Linked DNA regions of Homo sapiens: region 1 is linked to region 2. A link is a loop called in an ENCODE intact Hi-C map of the cell type or tissue named here. Cell type or tissue: tibial artery. All regions are shown on one strand. Each heading gives the region's core, and the rest is flanking DNA. Links, peaks and the distances in the headings are about the cores only. Region 1 overlaps DGLUCY (D-glutamate cyclase). Region 2 overlaps RPS6KA5 (ribosomal protein S6 kinase A5).

Region 1 (17,311 bases), core at 2,002-4,501, 110 kb after region 2:
GGCATCTTCCCTGGCCTAGCCCTAGTCTCATCCTTTCTTCCCCAACCCTGTCATCATCTGCTTTCCCAGCAGAGTGACTTTCTAATGCTAAACCCGATCATGTGGCTCTCCTCTTAAAACTCCTTCAGACTGGGTGCTGTGGTTCATGCCTGTAATCCCAGTACTTCGGGAGGCTGAGGCAGGAGGATGGCTTGAGCCCAGGAGTTTGAGACCAGCCTGGGCAACATAGGGAAGACCTGGTCTCTACAAATTTTTTTTTTAAAAATTAACTGGGCATAGCGGTGCACACCTGTGGTCCCAGCTACTCGGGAGGCTGAGGAGGATTGCTTGAGACCAGGAGGTTGAGGCTGCGGTGAGCCGAGATCATGTCACTGCACTCCAGCCTGGGCAACAGGGCAAGACCCTGTCTAAAATATATATATATAAAATAAAATAAAATTCTTCAGCATCTTCTTATGGCTTGGACCTCAGCCTGATCTCAAGCCCATGGTGACCTGGCCCCAGCTCAGTTTCTCCCCTGACCCCTGACACTCCAGTCATCCCCAGCCAGTTCCCGAGACAGAAAACCCCCCAGGAACATTCTGTCATGATCATTTTAGGACGGGAAGGTCCTTTGGAGACCCCATCTGGGCCCATGATTGTACCTTTACATTTTTCCCCGGTGCCTCCTGTGCTGCCAACTTGGAAACTCCTGGAGCCCATCCCCCAGTGGGCTTTCCACGTGCTGCTTCCTCTGCCTGGGTATGCCTTCTTCCTTGCCCAACTGGCAAACTCCTATTCATGCCTCAAGACCCAGCACCAAACTCCTCTGTGGAAGAGAATTGATTTCTTCCTTCTCTGTGTCACTCTACCTAGACGGTTGACATTCCTTGCTGTGTATTGCCAGTATGTGTTTTCAGTGAAGTCTCACCTATCAATTAGGGTTACGAGCTCTTTAAATGCTGGGATGGGATGGGCGCGGTGGCTCACGCCTGTAATCCCAGCACTTTGGGAGGCCAAGGAGAGCAGATCACCTGAGATCAGGAATTCGAGACCAGCCTGGCCAACGCGGTGAAACGCTGTCTCTACTAAAAATACAGAAATTAGCCGGGCATGGTGGTTCGGGCCTATGATCTCAGCTATTTGGGAGGCTGAGGTGGGAGAATCACTTGAACCTGGGAGGCAGAGGTTGCAGTGAGCCGAGGTTGCACCACTGCACTCCAGGCTGGGCAACAGAGCAAGACTCTGTCTCAAAAAAAAAATAAATAAATAAAAAACATTAAAAAAAGAAAAAAAGACTGGGACAGTGTCCTCTCCATTACTCTAGCCCCATCGCCCAGCATGTGCCCGGCATGAAGGCATGGCTCAGTAAAAGAGTTTGGAGTGGGTAAAGAATAAGCTTGTAACCAAAGAAGTCTTTCAACCCTACAGAAGAGTTTCCTTTAAGGGAAGAGAAAGGCCTCACCCACTACTGGCACTGAGAGGTTCCCCAAGACACATATTCTCTGTCCCCTTTGGGCTACTGGTCCTACCTCTATAGCAGAGAGGCCACCATTTACTTTTCTTCTTCTTCTTTTTTTTTTTTTTTCTTTGAGGCAGTCTCACTCTGTTGCCCAGGCTGGAGTAGTGCAGTGGCACGATCTCGGCTCACTACAACCTCCACCTCCCAGGTTCAAGCGATTCTCCTGCTTCAGCCTCCTGAGTAGCTGAGATTACAGCTGTGTACCACCATGCCTGGCTAGTTTTTGTATTTTTAGTATAGACGGGGTTTCACCTTGTTGCCCAGGCTTGTCTTGAACTCCGGAGTTCAAGTGATCTGCCCGCCTCGGCCTCCCAAAGTGCTGGGATTACAGTCATGAGCCACCGTGCCTGGCCACCATTTACTTTTCTCGGTGGTTTGGCTTGTTTTGGCTTGCGGGTATAGGAGACACACTGGGTGGGAGGTGGGGGTACGTTCTATACGTGCTGATTTAATCGTTTCCGATCTGGGGACATTTGAAGGATGCCAGCAAGGCCCCCTGCTGAAAACTATGCTCCCTACCCTGGTGCCAGGGCTGAAAATTTCAGCACTAGACATCCTCTTCTCTCTCCGCAGTCCTTCTATAATGTATTATCAGGGGCCACAGTGAGAGTCTGGGGCCCTCCCAGCTTTCCCCTTATGTCCCCAGGATGGGCCATCCCCAGTTCTGGAAATACGAGTTCGGTGCCTGCACCGGCAGCCTGGCTTCGCTGGAGCAGTACTCGGAGCAGCTGAAGGACATGGTGGCCTTCTTCCTGGGCTGCAGCTTCTCCCTGGAGGAGGCCTTGGAGAAAGCGGGGCTCCCCAGAAGAGACCCAGCAGGTCACAGCCAGGCGGGTGCATACAAGGTAGGGACACAGCCCACAGCCCACAAGGGCAGAATGGCCTGAAGATGCAGATCAACTTACATATTCCTGGGGTGGGGAGAACATGGGCACGGGAGGTGGAAAACCTAAGCTCCAGCCCCAGCTCAGCCATTTCTAGCTGTGCAACCCAGGAGAAATGATCAATCTCTCTGAGCCAGCCTCGGTCCCACTCACCTCTGGGACCACTGTGAGCACCCAGTGTGGCCCTTCTTCATGGTTCAGTGCTGTAAACCAAACCTGCTTGGGATTTCTCTGGCTCCTTTAACTTCAGGCACCTCAGCGAGATTTTTAAAAATCCTCCCTGGCTCCGGTGAGCCTCAGCCAGGGGGAATGAGCCTGGCTCTCTCAATACCCAGGGATTTGTGGCAGAGCCTCGGCCAGGCAGTAGCTCCTGGGTCAGGTCTCTGTCCAGAAAGCTGGGTCATGTTCTTGGCCGGAGGTGGCCTCTGGCAGTCACAAACACAGCACAGCCGGCGTCTCTGGGACGTGCCTGCTGTGCCTCTCCCAGCCCCTACTTGTCAAGGTGAGTGCACTCGATTCCCTGGTTCCACAGACCCTTCCTGGACATCTGTTGGTAAAGTCTGAGAGTTCACTCTGCTCCATCAGTGGTCAGCCAGCATAAACAGCCAGGCTCCAGGTTTCTTTATTTATGGAGGACTTGGATCAGAGATTTTGTCTTGGACTCTGGGACATTTATTAAAATGTCTTGGTTTGGGCTCCTGCCAGAGAGGCCCCAGCTGCCTCTGATCAGCAACAAAGCTGCCCATAGTCTGTGCTGCCTTCATGGGTGAAGTGTGCCCGAGCGGTTCTCTTGAAGCTAGGGAAGGGTGGGGATGGGACCCCAGCCACTGGCAGGCACCCATGGCAGTCTCTGGCTCTGGAACACAGCACCCTTTGTAGGAGGTGGGAGCTGAGAGGGCCCCATGGCTCGTCACATGCAGATTCTCATTTTAGATGAGGAAACCGAGGTCTAAAGAGAGAAAAGGACTTGCCCAAGTCCCAAAGCCAGATGGGAACCTGGAACCCCTGGCTCCCATCTGTACAATGTCAATAACAGAGATGTGACAATTAAATGATGCTTTGCAGTCACAGGGTCTGCTGATATGGCAACTGTTTGTTGCCTACAAAGGTGCAAGTAAGTGTCCACAGTAAGTGCTCAACAGGGCTTCACTGACCCCGATGCTTATCAAATAGCTTTCAGTCTAATATCGACACCTCTGCCCCTGGGCTCCAGGGAGAGATGGCCAGACAGCCATCTGGGATTCCATTGGCCACCCCCAGACGGGATGTGTCTCAGCCTTGGGGAGGGCTGCCTGGCTCTGCCAGTGGCTCCAGCATGTCCCCTCTCCTGGGTGCTATTATGCAGACACTGCTGGCAGCCACACCGAGGTTCCATCCTGCTGCCGCCAGGGTGGTGATAGCAAGCTCTTTAGGTGGTGGCCAAGACTGTCACAGTGGATTATAGTCCTGGCCATGTCCTAAATCTTTCATAAGCTCTATTGCAGGCACCAGAAACCATTCAGGAGGTGGGGTGGGGGAGCGAAACACCAATAAAAGTCACACAGATCAAACCGGGCAACATCTGTTAAGGCAGGAGGCACCAGGCCGTGCTCCATGGGGTCTGGGGACAGGCTTGTTGCTTGTGTGGATTCAGGAGGCAGAGTGAACACCAGCTCCTCCTGTGATGTTCTCCCTTGCCTCCCTCTGCCCGTGATTCACCAGAGGCTGTTTACCTTTGGTCCATGGCCCTTGCAGTCCCTAGAGAAATTCAGAGGCTCCATGATATTGGATGGGAAAAAAAGTACGTTTTTCTTTTCCCTTCTTCCCTCCCTCCCTTCTTTATTTTATTTTATTTTTATTTTTATTTTTGACAGTTCTTGCTCAGTTGCCCAGGCTGGAGTGGTGCAGTGGCACAGTCACAGCTCACTGCAGCCTCAACCTCCTGGGTTCAAGAGATCCTCCCATCTCAGCCTCCCGAGTAGCTGGGACCATAGGCATGTGCCAGCACACCCAGCTAATTTATGGTTTTGGTTTTTTTTGGTAGAGACAGGGTTTCGCTGTATTGCCCAGGCTGGTCTTGAACTTCTGGGCTCAAGCGATCCAACCTTCTTGGCCTCCCAAAGTGCTGGTATTACAGGCATGAACCACTGTGCCCAGCCTCAATTTTATTTTCATAACCTCAACTCACATTTAGCATTTCCTTCAATTATGAATGTAGGCAGCAAATGGCTGTCATATCAGCAGACCCTGTGACTTCATGGCTGGCAACAGAAATCACAGATATCTTCATATCACGTTAGAGTTCTTCCTGATGTCTCAAAAATATCCTATATGCTGATCACTACTTCAAAGTTACAATGATAGTAGAACTGGCATCTTGTTTCTTAGGCTGCTACTGAGGAAGCATGCATATTGTCTCACATTTTTCCTTTTTTTTTTTTCTTTGAGATGGAGTCTTGCTCTGTCACCCAGGCCGGAGTGCAATGGTGTGATTTCGGCTCACTGCAATCTCCGCCTCCTGGGTTCAAGCCGTTCTCCTGCCTCAGCCTCCCGAGTAGCTGGGACTAGAGGCGCGTGCCACCATGCCCGGCGAACTTTTGTATTTTTAATAGAGATGGGGTTTCACCATGCTGGCCAGGCTGGTCTCGAACTCCTGACCTCGTGATCCGCCCACCTCGGCCTCCCAAGTGCTGGGATTACAGGTGTGAGCCATCGTGTCTGGCCACATTTTTCTATTATTTGATAACTGTGCTTGCAGGATAATTGGTTTCCTTTGGAATCCTGTGCATTTTCTTGTATGCAGTTAAAGGCATTACTTTGACCAGGGGTCCACAGCTGTACTAGTCTACCAAAGGGGTCCGTGGCACACAAAAAGTTAAGATTCCCTATTTTAAACCAGTAATTAACAGCAAACTCCCTCTCTCTATGTCACATAAAAATAGAAGCTAATTTCTATAACAGCTACTCCTCCTTCATTTAGCTGCCTTGAACTCTTGGTGCTCAGAGCTTGGATCTGTGCTAATTCCATTTTTTAACATTTTCACTTGATTTTTTTTTTTTTTTGGTCAGACAACAGTGCCTTGTGTTACCCATGCTGGCTTCTGCTGCCCTCTGGTGGTCACGATGAGGCCCATTCCCAAGGACAAGCTGGAAGGGCTGGTGCGGGCCTGCTGCTCCCTCGGAGGTGAGCAGGGGCAACCTGTTCACATGGGCGACCCAGGTCAGTGTCTCTCGCTCCTGCCCATGATCTTCCTGTTCACATGGGCAACCCAGGTCAGTGTCTCTCGCTCCTGCCCATGATCCCCCTGTTCACATCGGCGACCCAGGTCAGTGTCTCTCGCTCCTGCCCATGATCCTGACAGCCTCTCTTGGAGTTGGGCCTAAGAAGCAGACAGGAGTTTGCCACGTTCCTAAGCTCCCATGGCTTGTCTTTGTTTTTACCAGGGGTCTCCAGGGGCAAAGGCCCTGAACAAGGCTCAAAGGCTCTGGCAGCTGTATCAGGGCTGGGCTTACAGATGCCCCTCAGGTTTAAAGGTGCCACCCTTGGCAGAATAGCCAGTCTCACTGTGATGTAAGTTTATATATATCACATCCTTTTGGGTTTTTACCGAGGCTTAATAATACATACATAGGAAAAAATATATATATATATAATGAATATATATATTGGGTTTTGTCCACAATTCCTGGCTCATAACTCCTAAAATTCTTGGAACCTCCAAAATGCTGTATTTTGTCTGATAGGTTCAGGGTGGGGCTGGTCACCAGAAAGACTAAGGTAGGATTAGAGGGTTGGGACTTTCAGCTCCACCCCTCCCCGCAACCTCCAGGGAGGAAAGAGGGGCTAAAGGTCAAGCTGATTACCCACGGCTGATGGTTTAATCAATCATGCTCATGTAATGAAGCCTCCGTAAAACCCCAAGAGGATAGGCTTCAGTGAGCTTCTACATAGCTGAACACATGTAGGTTCCTAGAGGGTGGTGCCTAAGGAGGGCATGGAAGCTCCGCACCCCTTCCCCCACACCTTGCCCTGGGCATCTCTATCTGTATCCTTTGCAATATCCTTTATTTAATTTAATTAAATTAATTAATTTATTTATTTTTGAGACACAGTTTCCCTCTGTCGCCCAGGCTGGAGTGCAGCGTTGCAATCTCAGCTCACTGCAACCTCCATCTCCTGGGTTCAAGCGATTCTCCTGCCTCAGCCTCCCAAGTAGCTGGGATTACAGGTGCCCAACACCATGCCCAGCTAATTTTTGTATTTTTAGTAGAGATGGGGTTTTGCCATGTTGGCCAGGCTGGTCTTGAACGCCTGGCCTCAAGTGGTCTGCCCGTCTTGGCCTCCCAAAGTGCTGGGATTACAGGTATGAGCCACCGCACCCGGTCTGCAATATTTTTTATGATAAACTGGTATACATAAGTAAATGTTTCCTCAAGGTCTGTGAGCTGCTCCAGGAAATTAATCAAACTCAAAGAGTTTGGGTATAATCAAACCCAAAGAGGGTTAATCAAACTGGAAGCCAGTTGGTCAGAAGTTCTGGAGGCCCAGACTTGCAACTGGTGTCTGTAGGGGGGTGGCCTTGGGGACTGAGCCCTCAACCCGTGGGTTCTGATGCTATCTCCAGGTGGAATGGAATTGGAGGGCACCCAGCTGGTGCCTCCTGCTTGATGGTGGGGAGAAACCCCTACAAATTTGGTCACAGGAGTCTTCTGTGTGGATGACTGTTACTGCGGTGTGAGAGCAGAGGAAACACACCATTTAGGTAGAGTTTTTTTCTCTACACGCTCACCCACTGGGGATCTTTGATAAATGTAAAGCTCCTATGAACTTCCAATGAATCTGGGGTTGGAGGAAGCCAAGGGTTGCAGCAGGGCTCTTTGTCCGGAGATTTGAGCTCGAAGCAACGTCTAATCTGGGCTGCTATTCTTTGGTATATTTGGGTAGGAGATGGCTTTGTTCCATATGTTAATTTGAGCTGAAATCCATTGATCCCCAGCGTATTCACTCAATCTGAGAGTGAGTGAACAGATCCAAGATGAAGAGCCAATATCAAGAAGCTGTGCAGGCCTCTTAGAAGGCCTGATGAGAGTTTGAGACTGGGCCTTGGTTGAGGGTCCAAGTTTGGTATACCTAAACTTGCTCAACTGCATAACCGACAACATTAGACAGAACCTAGCCTTTTGTGAAAATGCAGTCAGTACTTGCTAGCTTCATCACATGAGGATGATTCAGGGCCACCCACCAGGATGGTGTCTGCTGAGGAGTTTTATCATTAGCGGGGATGGATTGGGCCCAGCACATCCATCTTTGCTGTCTTCGGGATTAGGTTGCTGCTGGTAGTCAAGCAGCTGAGGTTAGGTGCATGAGATGTGACCCAGCCTGGACCAAGGTCAACCCCCCAAGGCTGGCTTTGGTAGCAATCTGCACAATGAGAGTACTAGGCTCAATGCACCCAAGGATCCTTCCAGAAATCACGCCACACAGTTTGAGATTCTGTTTTCTGAAACCACCATGCCACATGGACTGTAAATTATGGAGTAGCCTGAGTTGTCAAAGCCTTAATCCCTATTCTCCTTCACCTCTTCCTCAAATACCATTTACAATAATCCTGCAATTTGAGTTTCTGTTTTAGAGAAAGAACCATAAACTACTCAACCAGTTCTAATTGGATGCTCCCTGCTGAGGAAATTACATTTTCCTTTTCCATCTGCAGAACTGTTGGGAATCAAAGAGCTTTCCAAACCTGCCTACGGGGATGCCATGGTGTGTCCCCCAGGGGAGGTTCCAGTGTTCTGGCCTTCTCCGCTGACCAGTCTCGGAGCTGTCAGCAGCTGTGGTACGTTGGGGGATAATGGGACAATCGATCTGCCCTAGGATGGAGCCCAGTGGGGTCTAGTTCTTGAAAGCATATTCTCGTAGTACAATGATTTAAAAATAAAGCCATGAAACAAAACACAAAACAGAGGCCTACAGCTACAGTGAATCTCTCTCTGGTTTCCTTCTTTTATTTATTTATTTTTTTTTGAGACAGGGTCTCACTCTGTTGCCAGGCTAGAGTGCTGTGGTGCAATCTCGGTTCACTGCAACCTCCAGCTCCCTGGTTCAAGCGATTTTTCAGTCTCAGCCTCCTGAGTAGCTGGGATTACAGGCATGTGCCACCATGCCCAGCTAATTTTTGTATTTTTAGTAGAGACGGGGTTTCACCATGTTGGCCAGGATGGTCTCAATCTCCTGACCTCGTGGTCTGCCCACCTTTGCCTCCCACAGTGCTGGGATTACAGGCGTGAGTCATCGCGCCTGGCCTGGTTTCCTTCTTTTAATCCCAGGGCTGGATCTCCTTACCAGAGCACTTTGTCTTACAACTCAATTTTTTTGTCGTTGGTTTTTTGGTTTTGTTGAGACACAGTCTCACTCTGTCGCCCAGGCTGGAGTGCAGTGGCACGATCTCGGCTCACTGCAAGCTCCGCCTCCTGGGCTCCAGCGAGGGAGGTGTGCCTCAGCCTCCCAAGTAGCTGGAATTACAGGTGCATGCCACCACACCTGGCTAATTTTTGTATTTTTAGTAGAGACGAGGTTTTGCCATGTTGGCCACGCTGGTCTTGAACTCCTGGCCTCAAGTGATCCTCCCACCTCAGCCTCCCAAAGTGCTTGGATTGCAGGCATGAGCCACCGTGTCCAGCCTCAAATATGTTTTGATTAAATATATTTCCTTCCTTCCTTCCCTTCTTCTTTCTTCTTTCTCTCTCTCTCCCTTCCTTCTTGTCTTGTCTTTCTTTCTTTCTCTTTCTTTCTTTCTTTCACAGAGTCTCACTCTATTGCCAAGGCTTGAGTTCAGTGGCATCATCATAGCTCACTGCAGCCTCAAACCTCTGGGGTCAAGTGATCCTCCCATCTCAGCTTCCCAGGTAGCTGGGACTACAGGCATACGCCGCCATACCAAACCAATTTTTAGAAATTTTTTGTAGAGATGGGGTCTTGTTACAATGTCCAGGCTGGTCTCAAAGTTCTGGGCTCAAGTGATTCTCCTGCCCCAGCCTCCTGAGTCATAGGGATAACAGCATGAGCCATTGCTTCAGCCGTTTTGATTAAATATATATTTTTATCTGCTGAAGCATCCCAGCCCATTCTAGCAGGAGGACTAACCTTTAGCTTGGCTTTTTGAGACATTTTGGAGATTGATGGGGCCTTGAAAACAAAGGTGAAGCCAAGAAATATAACTAAACAAGTCATTTCCTGTGGTATTTGCAAGGTGATTATAAACAAGGCCAGCAGCAGTACATTTTTTCCAAGGCCTAGGTGATATTACAATGAAGAGACACACGAGGGCGCCCTCGCTAGCTCTCAGTAAGATAGGAAGGTGACAGAAACATGAAAAATAACAGCTATTGCAGACCATGGTCATGGACACTGGAAAATTCTGGCCAGGCCAGCCACACTTGCGCTGTAAGCACATACTGTAGTGTTACTTTAATTTATTTTGAAAGCATTCGTGAGAGTTCAGCTATCAGAATGGCCTCATGCGAGGGAAAGATCATCCCTAATGTGGTGATGAGGCGTGGCTGCCAAGATCCACAGGATTCCATTTGTTCATTTATTTAAGTGCATGTGTTGAGAACCTGCTATGTGCCAGGCATGCACCCAGGCCTCAGGAGTACAGTGCTCCATGGGACAGGATGGAGTCCTCTGGGCGCTCATGGTCTTGTCTGAGTGTGTGTGTGGGCATGTGTGTAGACACACCCACCCACGTGCAGTAAACGTCCCCCAGCCCAGTGGCCTCACCGCTTTCCCACCATCGGTCGTGGCAGGTGCCCTGCAGAGGAGATCTCACTGCTGTGGGCACCCCAGCATGGCATGTTCCAGTCCTTTAGTTCTGACAGCGATAGCACAATTGATCGTAGATGAGAACAAATGACATCAGAGAGGGACAATCTTGAATCATTCTCAAATTCCCTTTTTTTTTTTTTGAGACAAGGTCTCGCTCTGTCACCCAGGCTGAGTGCAGTGGCACGATCACAGCTCACTGTAGCCTTGACCTCCTAGGCTCAAGCAATCCTCCCACCTGAGCCTCTGGAGTAGCTGGACTACAGGTATGCACCATCATGTCCAGCTAATTTTTAAATTTTTGTGGAGATGGGGTCTCACTATGTTGCCCAAGCTGGTCTTGAACTCCTGGGCTCAAGCGATCCTCCCACCTCAGCCTCCCAAAGTGCTGGGATTATAGTCGTGAGCCACCATGCCTACCTTGAACTTCAATATTTAAACTTCTATTAGCAATAGATTATGTGCAACAGACCTCACAACTGATGGGGGCAAAACCCCGTGTCATGCTCTGAGCTGACTGTTCTGACATCTACCTGGTTTTGGAGTGACCAGTTTTAGGTGCCATCCAAAACACAGACAAGCGATAATTAAATTCATCATCAGATTCAAGACTTTTTCCCCTTACACATCAAATCTAAAAGTTATGTATCTATTAGATTTTTATTTTGAAGTGCTGGCTGACTCTTTCTATTAAATATGAAACTTTAAGCCAAGTGTGGTGGCTTACGCCTGTAATCCCAGCACTTTGGGAGGCTGAGGTGGTCGGATCACTTGAGGTCAGGAGTTCAAGACCATCTTGGCCAACATGGTAAAACCCTGTCTCTACTAAAAATACAAAAATTAGCCAGGCGTGATGGCACACACCTATAATCCCAGCTACTTGGGAGGCTGAGAATTGCTTGAACCCCAGAGGCGGAGGTTGCAGCGAGCTGAGATCTCACCACTGCACTCCAGCCTGGGTGATAGAGCGAGACTCTGTCTCAAAAAAAAAAGAAACTTTATTGTTTCTGTGAAATCCAAGATTTATTTACTCAATTCACATCTGCATTTGTTGAACACCTATTATGCGCAAGGCCCTCTGTGGGATCCTGAGATGAATGAGCAATGGTCGCTCTTCTCCAGGAGCATACAACTGAGTAGAGATGAATACTCAAAGATAGTAATGACACTGAGGAAGGCAGAAGAGGTAAATAGTATGGTATTAAGCACTTAATGAGCTAGGCATAAGGAACTAAGAATGAGTAAGATACTACGTGGTTCAGGCCAGGCTCTGTGGCTCATGCCTGTAATCCCAGCACTGTGGTAGGCTGAGGCAGGAGGATTGCTTGAGCCCAGGAGTTTGAGGCCGCAGTGAGCTGTGTTGCACCACTGTACTCCAGCCTGGGCAACAGAGCAAGGCCTTATCTCTTTAAAAATATATATAGATGAGGCTGGGTGCGGTGGCTCACGCCTGTAATCCCAGCACTCTGGGAGGCTGAGACAGGAGGATCACCTGAGGTCAGGAGTTCGAGCCAGCCTAGCCAACATGGCAAAACCCTGTCTCTACTAAAAATACAAAAATTAGCCGGGTGTAGTGGTGCACGCCTATAATCCCAGCTACTCAGGAGGCTGAGACAGGAGAATTTCTTGAACCCGGGAGGCAGAGGTTGCAGTGAGCCGAGATCGCACCACTGCACTCCAACCTGGGCGACAGAGCAAGGTTCCGTCTCCAAAAAAAAAAAAATATATGCTTGTTCAATTAAGCAAACCATCGAGGGCTTACTCTGAAACAAGCACTTTGCTGAACACTTTCTTAAAAATTTATTTTTTTTTTTTACATTTTTAAACCACGAGTATGCTAAACACTTTTTTTTTTTTTTTTTTTTTTTGAGATAAGGTCTTGCTCTGTTGCCTAGGCTGGAGTGCAGTGACGTGTTCTCAGCTCACTGCAGCCTCTGCCTCCCAGGTTCAAGCAATTCTCCCACCTCAGCCTCCCAAGTAGCTGGGATTACAGGCGCACCACCAAGCTGGGCTAATTTTTGTATTTTTAATAGAGACAGGGTTTCACTATGTTGCCCAGGCTGGTCTTGAACTCCTGACCTCAGGTGATCCACCCTCCTTGGCCTCCCAAAGTATTGGGATTACAGCCGTGAGCCACTGCGCCCTGCCTGCTAAACACTTTTATGTACGTTTTCCAGTTTCGTTCTGACAATAGCCATATGAGGCATTATCATTACAGTCAAAGAAACAGGTTTAAAGAATAAAGTCGGGCTGGGCGTGGTGGCTCACACCTGTAATCCCAGCACTTTGGGAGGTCAAGAGGGGAAGATCACCTGAGGTCAGGAGTTTGAGACCAGCCTGGATAACATGGTAAAACACTGTCTCTACTAAAAATACTAAAATTAGCCAGGCGTGGTGGCGGGTGCCTGTAATCCCAGCTACTCAGGAGGCTGAGGCGGGAGAGTCGCTTGAACCCAGGAGGCAGAGGTTGCAGTGAGCCAAGATCATACCACTGCACTCCAGCCTGGGTGACACAACAAGACTCCATCTCAAAAAAAAAAAAAAAAAGAATAAAGTCAATAAAGTCACATCTCAAATTCCAGTATATTCACAATGCTAAAACCAGTTCTTAATAACTATGCTAGAGTGTTTCACATTGCCTGAAATCTAACAAAGGAGAGTCTTTAAAGAATAAAATTAACATAAATCAAAGCAAAATGTAAGTGCCATAAGGAAAAATAGAAACGATGCCATAAGGAAAAATAGAAATGATGCTCACAGAGGGTTCCAAACCTAACATTTGCTGGAAAGCAAAGCAAGATGGCTTCATGAGTTTTAAGAATCCAGTAAACACTTCCTGATATCCATGGGTTAAATTGATGGAATCGCCTAGAGCTCTAGCTATAGCTGTGGCTGTATCTCACTTCTTTTCAACCCATATTCAACTCATCTTTACTTTCCTAGAGATTAGAGGCAACTGTTTAAATGGAACTTGATGTAGCTATAAACCAGCTTATTCTGACCTTGGTGCCAGCAGGTGGTATAGGGAGTGCTTAGGCTGAGTTGATGGCCAGGTGCCATCTTGCCTATCAACAGTGGGCTAGATGAGGGTAGGCTGGACTTGATGAAGTGGCTGGGCTCAGACCCTCCTGCTGTGTGTTTTAGAGACCCCACTGGCTTTTGCCAGCATCCCAGGCTGCACAGTTATGACTGACCTGAAGGATGCAAAGGCTCCACCTGGTTGTCTCACCCCAGAGAGAATTCCAGAGGTCCATCACATTTCCCAAGATCCTCTGCACTACAGCATCGCGTCAGTCTCTGCTTCTCAGAAGATCAGAGAACTAGAGTCTATGATCGGCATAGACCCAGGTAAGAAACAACACATTTGCTCGGCATAGACCCAGGTAAGAAACAACACATTTGCACCTGGAGAAAATCACCTTTTCAGTGAAAAAGGTGGGATGCAAAATGTATCCACAGGATGATTTTTTAAATGTTGATACTGCATATAAATCTCAAAAAGACTAGAATTAAATACACCAAAATACTGACATTGATGGTCTCTAGGTAGTGGTATTGTGAGTGATTTTTGCTTACTTTCTTTTTCTTTCTTTCTTTCTCTTTCTTTCTTTTGTTTTCTTTCTTTTCTTTCTTTTTTTTCTTTTTTTTTTGAGACAGAGTCTTACTCTATTGCCCAGGCTGGAACAATGGCGTGATCTTGGCTCAAGTGATTCTCCTGTCTCAGCCTCCTGAGTAGCTGGGATTACAGGCACGCTCCACCACACCTGGCTAATTTTTGTATTTTTAGCAGAGACAGGATTTCACCATGTTGGCCAGGCTGGTCTTAAACTGCTGACCTCATGATCCGCCCACCTTGGCCTCCCAAAGTGCTGGGTTTACAAGCGTGAGCCACCATGCCCAGCCTTGCTTTCTTCTTTATGGCTTTTTATTTATTTATTTATTTATTTATTTATTTTTGAGATGGAGTCTCACTCTGTTGCCCAGGCTGGAGTGTGGTGGTGCAATCTCAATTCACTGCAACCTCCATCTCCCGGGTTCAAGTGATTCTCCTGCCTCAGCCTCCTGAGTAGCTAGGACTATAGGCATGTGCCACCCCACCCAGCTAATTTTTGTATTTTTAGTAGAGTCGAGGTTTCACCATGTTGGCCAGGCTGGTCTCGAACTCCTGACATCAGGTAATCCACCCATCTCGGCCTCCCGAAGTGCTGGGATTGCAGGTGTAAGCCACCATGTCCAGTAGTTTTTGGCTTTTTCTTGTTGTTCTAAACTTTAACACTAAACGTGAGGAAGTTCGTTGAGTTTATTTGCTGGGCATGTTGCCAGCCAGAAGCAGATGGGGTTAGGTAGTAAGAAAAAAAGAGAGAATGGTTTCTAGGTAGGCAACTGCCACCATTAAAAAAAAGTTATTTATGTAGTTTATTATTATTATTTAGAGATGGGGGCGTGGTGTCTCACTATGTTGCCCAGGTTGGTCTTGAACTCCTGGGCTCAAGTGATTTTCCCGCCTCGGCCTCCCAAAGTGCTGGGACTGCAGGCATAAGCCACCTAGCCTGTCCTCTATGGATTTAGTGATGTCCCTAATCTCCCCCTTTAGTGCCATTGCCCTGGGGTTGGGCATGGAATAGATTAGTTGTATACTGGATAGCAGGGATAGTGATGGGGTAGGATTACTTCTCCGGGGATCCCAGTGGGGCAGGACCCTACAGCCACAGCCTCACAACAGTTTGCAGTCAACTTGTATATTGTATAACGCATCTCAGGGGAAGGATAGCCCTTCTGTGGCTTTGGAGCCACTGGCCTTCTGTACATGGGAGAGGGCTGGTGGGATCCCCTAGGGGACCTGCTGATTCCAATTAGTTATTTTATTTTATTTTATTTTATTTTTTATTTTATTTTATTTTATATTTTTATTTATTTTTATTTTTTTATTTTAGTTTAGTTTATTTATTTTATTTTATTTTATTTTTTGAGACAAGATCTCACTCTGTTGCCCAGGCTGGAGTGCAGTGATGCGATCTTGGCTCACTGTAACCTCCACCTCCTAGGCTCAAGCAATCCTCCCACCTCAGCCTCCTGAGTAGCTGAGACTACAGGCCGGCACCACCATACCTGGCTAATTTGTTGTTGTATTTTTAGTAGAGACGGGGTTTTGCCATGTTACCCAGGCTGGTCTCAAACTCCTGAGCTCAAGTGGTCTGCCCACCTCAGCCTCCCAAAGTGCTGGGATTACAGGCATGAGCCACCATGCCTGGCCCTGCTGATTCCAATTAGAAAGAGGTTTGCTAAAAGCTGGTTGAGGGGCTTTTAACTTCCTGCTATGTCTTCATTTAAGGGCTGAATTTCTAATCCCAGGTGGCCAGCAGGGACTGCAGTTTCACCTGCCATTGTGTGTGGTAAATCCCTTTGTTGGCAAACACTCATGAGAGAATTACGGTGTAGCCCATACCTCAGTTTCTTCATCAGCGTAACAGGAGTGATGACAATTATGCCTGCCTCTCTGGGTTGTGATGCATGATAAGGATAATGGTGTCACCTACCAAGTTATACTGTGCCAGGCAACAGGCTGCAAGCATTTATGCGTTTCATCTTATTAAATTCTCCCAGTGACTCTACGTGGAGGCAGCTATGATTAACTTCATTTAACAGGTGAGGAAACTGAGGCAGATAAGGTACAAAGACTTTCCAAAATCCACATACCTAGTAGGTGGTCAGGGCAGAACTTGAACCCATGTCTGCTGACTTCAAGCCTATGATTTATACCTGTCAGCTAAATTAGAATCTCAATGGAAACGGTAAGTCACAGTCTTGCCTGGGCAGTTGAAAGAGTGCTCTAGCGACTCCTGGTTCACACCCCAGTCCCTCTTCTGGACCTTCTCATGGGCCGTGCTCCTAAACCTGGGGTACAAACCGCCCTTGGCACCTGGAATGACTGGAGAGGAGAAGGCATATGTGGCCTCCCCACCGGCCCACCTGACTCTCATTCCCCAGAGTCAGGTGGGCCAGTGGGAAGATCTAGGTAGCTACCTGCATCAATGGTGGCCGACCTCCGTGGAGAGCTGAGGGGTGAGGCCAGCCTGCAAAGCAGCAGTCAGCAATCTGGGCCAGACTCCCAGGGCCCAGACAGGACTGATTCCAGCACCAGTTTAAAGCCTACAGCAGCTGGGTAGAACCCCAAAACAGACAGGCTGGGACCTTCCCCTGCTGGCCAGCACTGTCACGAATCTGACAGTGCAGACCAGCCCTAGAAATACCTAATTCTTGGGAGGCCGAGGTGGGAGGATCACTTGAGGTCAGGAGTTGAAGACCAGCCTGGCCAATGTAGAGAGATCCTATCTCTAGAAAAAACAATAATAATAAAAATTAGCTAGGTGTGGTGGTGTCAAACGCCTGTGGTCCCAGCTACTGGGGAGGCTGAGGTGTGCAGATCGCTTGAGTTCAGGAATTTGAAGCTGCAGTGAGCCATGATTGCAGCACTGCACTCCAGCCTGGGCAATAGAGCAATACCCTGTGAAAGAAAGAAAGAAAGAAAGAAAGTTGGGGGGGGGGAGGGAGGGAGGGAGGGAGTCTGATTCTGGAAGGAAGGAAGGAAGGAAGGGAGGGAGGGAGGGAGGGAGGGAAGGAGGGAGGGAGGGAGGGAAGGAAGGAAATGTCTGATTCTCTCCCCTGGGCCTAGGAGCAAAAGTTGTCTTCCAATGACAGGGGCATCTGTAGTAACTAAATTTCTTGCTGAACCACTGGACATAGCTCTTTGCCTGTTTGTCTTCTGTTAGGTTGTTCATTCATTAGTTCATTCTGTAGAGAATGTGGTTTCCTTTACATATAATCCTATAGTAAATTAAGGATATAAACCCACCACAGATACACCTCATAGGTTATGCTCATGACTGTGTATACATAAAGTATCTTACATAGTTGATCCCCTGGGTGGATTTTTTTTTTCTTTTGAGACACAGTCTCACTCTGTTGCCCAGGCTGGAGTGCAGTGGTGTGATCTTGGCTCATTGCAACCGCCACCTCCTGGGTTCAAGCAGTTCTTGTGCCTCAGCTTCTCAACGTAGCTGGGATTACAGGCATGTGCCACCATGTCTGGCTAATTTTTGTAATTTTAGTAGAGCTGGGGTTTCA
Region 2 (2,500 bases), core at 1-2,500:
ATTAGCCAGGTGTGGTGGTGCATGCCCGTAGTCCCAGAGTTACTCAGGAGGCTGAGGCAGGAGGATCTCTTGAGCCTAGGAGTTTGAAATTATAGTGAGCCATGATCGCACCACTGCACTCCAGCCTGGATAGATTCCGTCTCCAAAAAAACAAAACAACAACAAAAGACATGGCATGGTAGGTTCCACCTCGCTGTCTCTCAGATCACTTGTTTTTGGGGAAACCAGCTGCCTGTCATGAGAATGCTCAAGCCACGCTATGGAGAGGCCCACATGGCAAGGAACCTGCCAACATGTGAGTAAGCCATCTCGGAAGGGGAATCACTAGACCCAGACAAGTCTTCAGGTGACTGCAGTCCTGGCCAACACCTTGACTTCAACTTCATGAGGGTCCCTGAGTTAGAATCAAGAAGCTTCCTGTGTTAATTCACTTAGGATTAAAAAAAAGAACCAATAAGCTAAGCCACTCCTAAATTCCTGACCCACACAAATCATGTTGTTTAAGCCACTAAGGTTTGGAATAATTTGTTACACCACAATACATAAACTTCCTCGACCTTCTCCTCAATGTTAGGCTCTCTCTCCTAATAACAGGCATCTAAGTAAATGTCTTCCCAGCAACTCCTCCTCTTCTTAGAGTTTAGTTTTATCCCTATCCATGTTTACAGAAATTGCTGCCATGTTACAAAAACATGATCCCATCCCCTGGCTTTAGGTGAATGATCCAAAAGTGGATACCTCACCAAAGGCAGGCCAAAAAAGTCCTTCCCTGAGATCTTTATAACTGAAGCTGAGAAGGCGGCGGTGTCTTTTCAGTAGTGGAAGCTGTAGGATGTAAAACTTGCAGTCTATCAACAGCATGATCTTTCCCATGTGGGAAAAGTGGCACAGTAGTGGGGAAGAATAAAGCCATCACATAGTGACAAGCAGAGATTCAAGGTGGACAAAATACAGACAATGCTAAGTTTCTGCTTCCAATGGTTCCTGATGCAACCCAGTTCTTCCAGTGGACAGACCATACATGTCCTATCATCCAAGCATCTAAAATCGCACCCAGTATGTAAGAGGAAATAAAATACTTACTAAATAAGTGGGTAAGATAACCCAATCTCCTTCCAATAATATCCTTTTTGTTATTGTTGTTGAAGATTTGATTATTTGAAAGCTAAAAGTCCTAACCCATTCTTTGCTAACTTTATACTTGAATATCCCTTTACTGTTATACTTAAGGCAGTATTATCTTTTTTTTTTTTTTTTTTTTTTTTTTTTTGGAGATGGGAGTCTTGCTCTGTTGTCAGGCTGGCGTGCAATGGCATGATCTCGGCTCACTGCAACCTCCGCCTCCTGGGTTCAAGAGAACCTCCTGCCTCAGCCTCCCGAGTAGCTGGGACTACAGGTACGTGCCACCATGCCCAGCTAATTTTTTGTATTTTTAGTAGAGATGGGGTTTCACCAGGTTGTCCAGGATGGTCTCCATCTCTTGACCTCGTGATCCACCCGCCTCAGCCTCCCAAGGCAGTATTATCTTAATTACTGGTTTATATGGCCTCCTCCCCTACTACTAGAGGGCGGGACATTTTCTTAGACATACATTCAAGAAATGTATGTTTAAGTGATCTGTTCAATCCTATACTCTGCATTCTTCAGCTTTTACAGTCACTGTCATCCACTTATCAACCACCTAACATCTGCAAGGCACTGGTAATACAATAAACTTACTAGACTTGCTCCTGGATTCTCATGCATTCAGTGAATCCATTCAACAAATATTAAGTACCTACTATATGCCAGGGGCTGCAAATAAACAAAGGACATGGTGTCTGCCTGCCTGCCTGCCCTCAAGGACCTTACAGTCTAATCTGTATTAGACTGTAATACAAGTAAATGGACTATTATAGTACCGTGTGTTAACTGTTACTGAAGAGATCCACACAGGCTGCTGAGCAGCCGCAAAGATTATGGCGAATTTACACTCTACATGAGAAGACTGGACATATACAGAAAAAGATAACAGCCAGGCAATGTGACATAGGCTAAACACTAAATGAGTGATTTGTTTCCCAAATTACACTGGATTAATTCACACACTTCAAGATAAGATACTATTATGGAATGATTTTTATATATACATTCAACCAACATTTCCTAAGGGCCCACTATATGCCAAGCAACCCGCTTAGCACTTTTCCAACAGTGTCTCATTCAATTCTCACATTTTATAGATTAAAGATGTGAATCTGAAAGGGTGAAGTGACTTGCCGATGTCTACATATTAAGCTGCAGAGACGGGATTTAGAATCATGTCTTCCAACTCCATGTCCTTTCATGGGACGTTTTTTGCTTTTTCATTCATCCTATGGAATACAATAAAGTGTTCTGCACAAATGAGCCACCACCAACTGCCAGCCTGATATAACTAGATGCTTATCTACATTCTGAGACGGGACCATATCAGATCAAATTACTCTGGTGCCTATTATAGATCATGTGCTGAAAGAAG

Evidence for each region. Peaks named below come from ENCODE experiments on the same cell type or tissue, not always from the same donor. Only the 100,000 strongest peaks of a DNase experiment are listed, where the experiment ranks them.
Region 1: it touches region 2 in a loop (8-fold over the local background); 65 of 110 quality-filtered maps call a loop at or near these places.

What each region holds. Positions count from the first base shown.
Region 1 is chr14:91,167,856-91,185,166 of GRCh38, forward strand. DGLUCY (D-glutamate cyclase) reads left to right here. Exons shown (of 14, transcript NM_001102368.3): 5 at 2,148-2,346; 6 at 5,434-5,584; 7 at 8,079-8,201; 8 at 13,331-13,534. Among named protein-coding and RNA genes, the nearest start is that of SNORA11B, 50 kb to the left of the region's middle. In tibial artery, for the core only: no CTCF peak of the experiment used is centred there; a DNase peak (open chromatin) is centred at 3,550; H3K27ac peaks cover 1,208 bases.
Region 2 is chr14:91,055,627-91,058,126 of GRCh38, forward strand. The region is part of intron 1 of RPS6KA5 (ribosomal protein S6 kinase A5); the gene reads right to left. Among named protein-coding and RNA genes, the nearest start is that of RPS6KA5, 3.8 kb to the right of the region's middle. In tibial artery, for the core only: no CTCF peak of the experiment used is centred there; no DNase peak of the experiment used is centred there.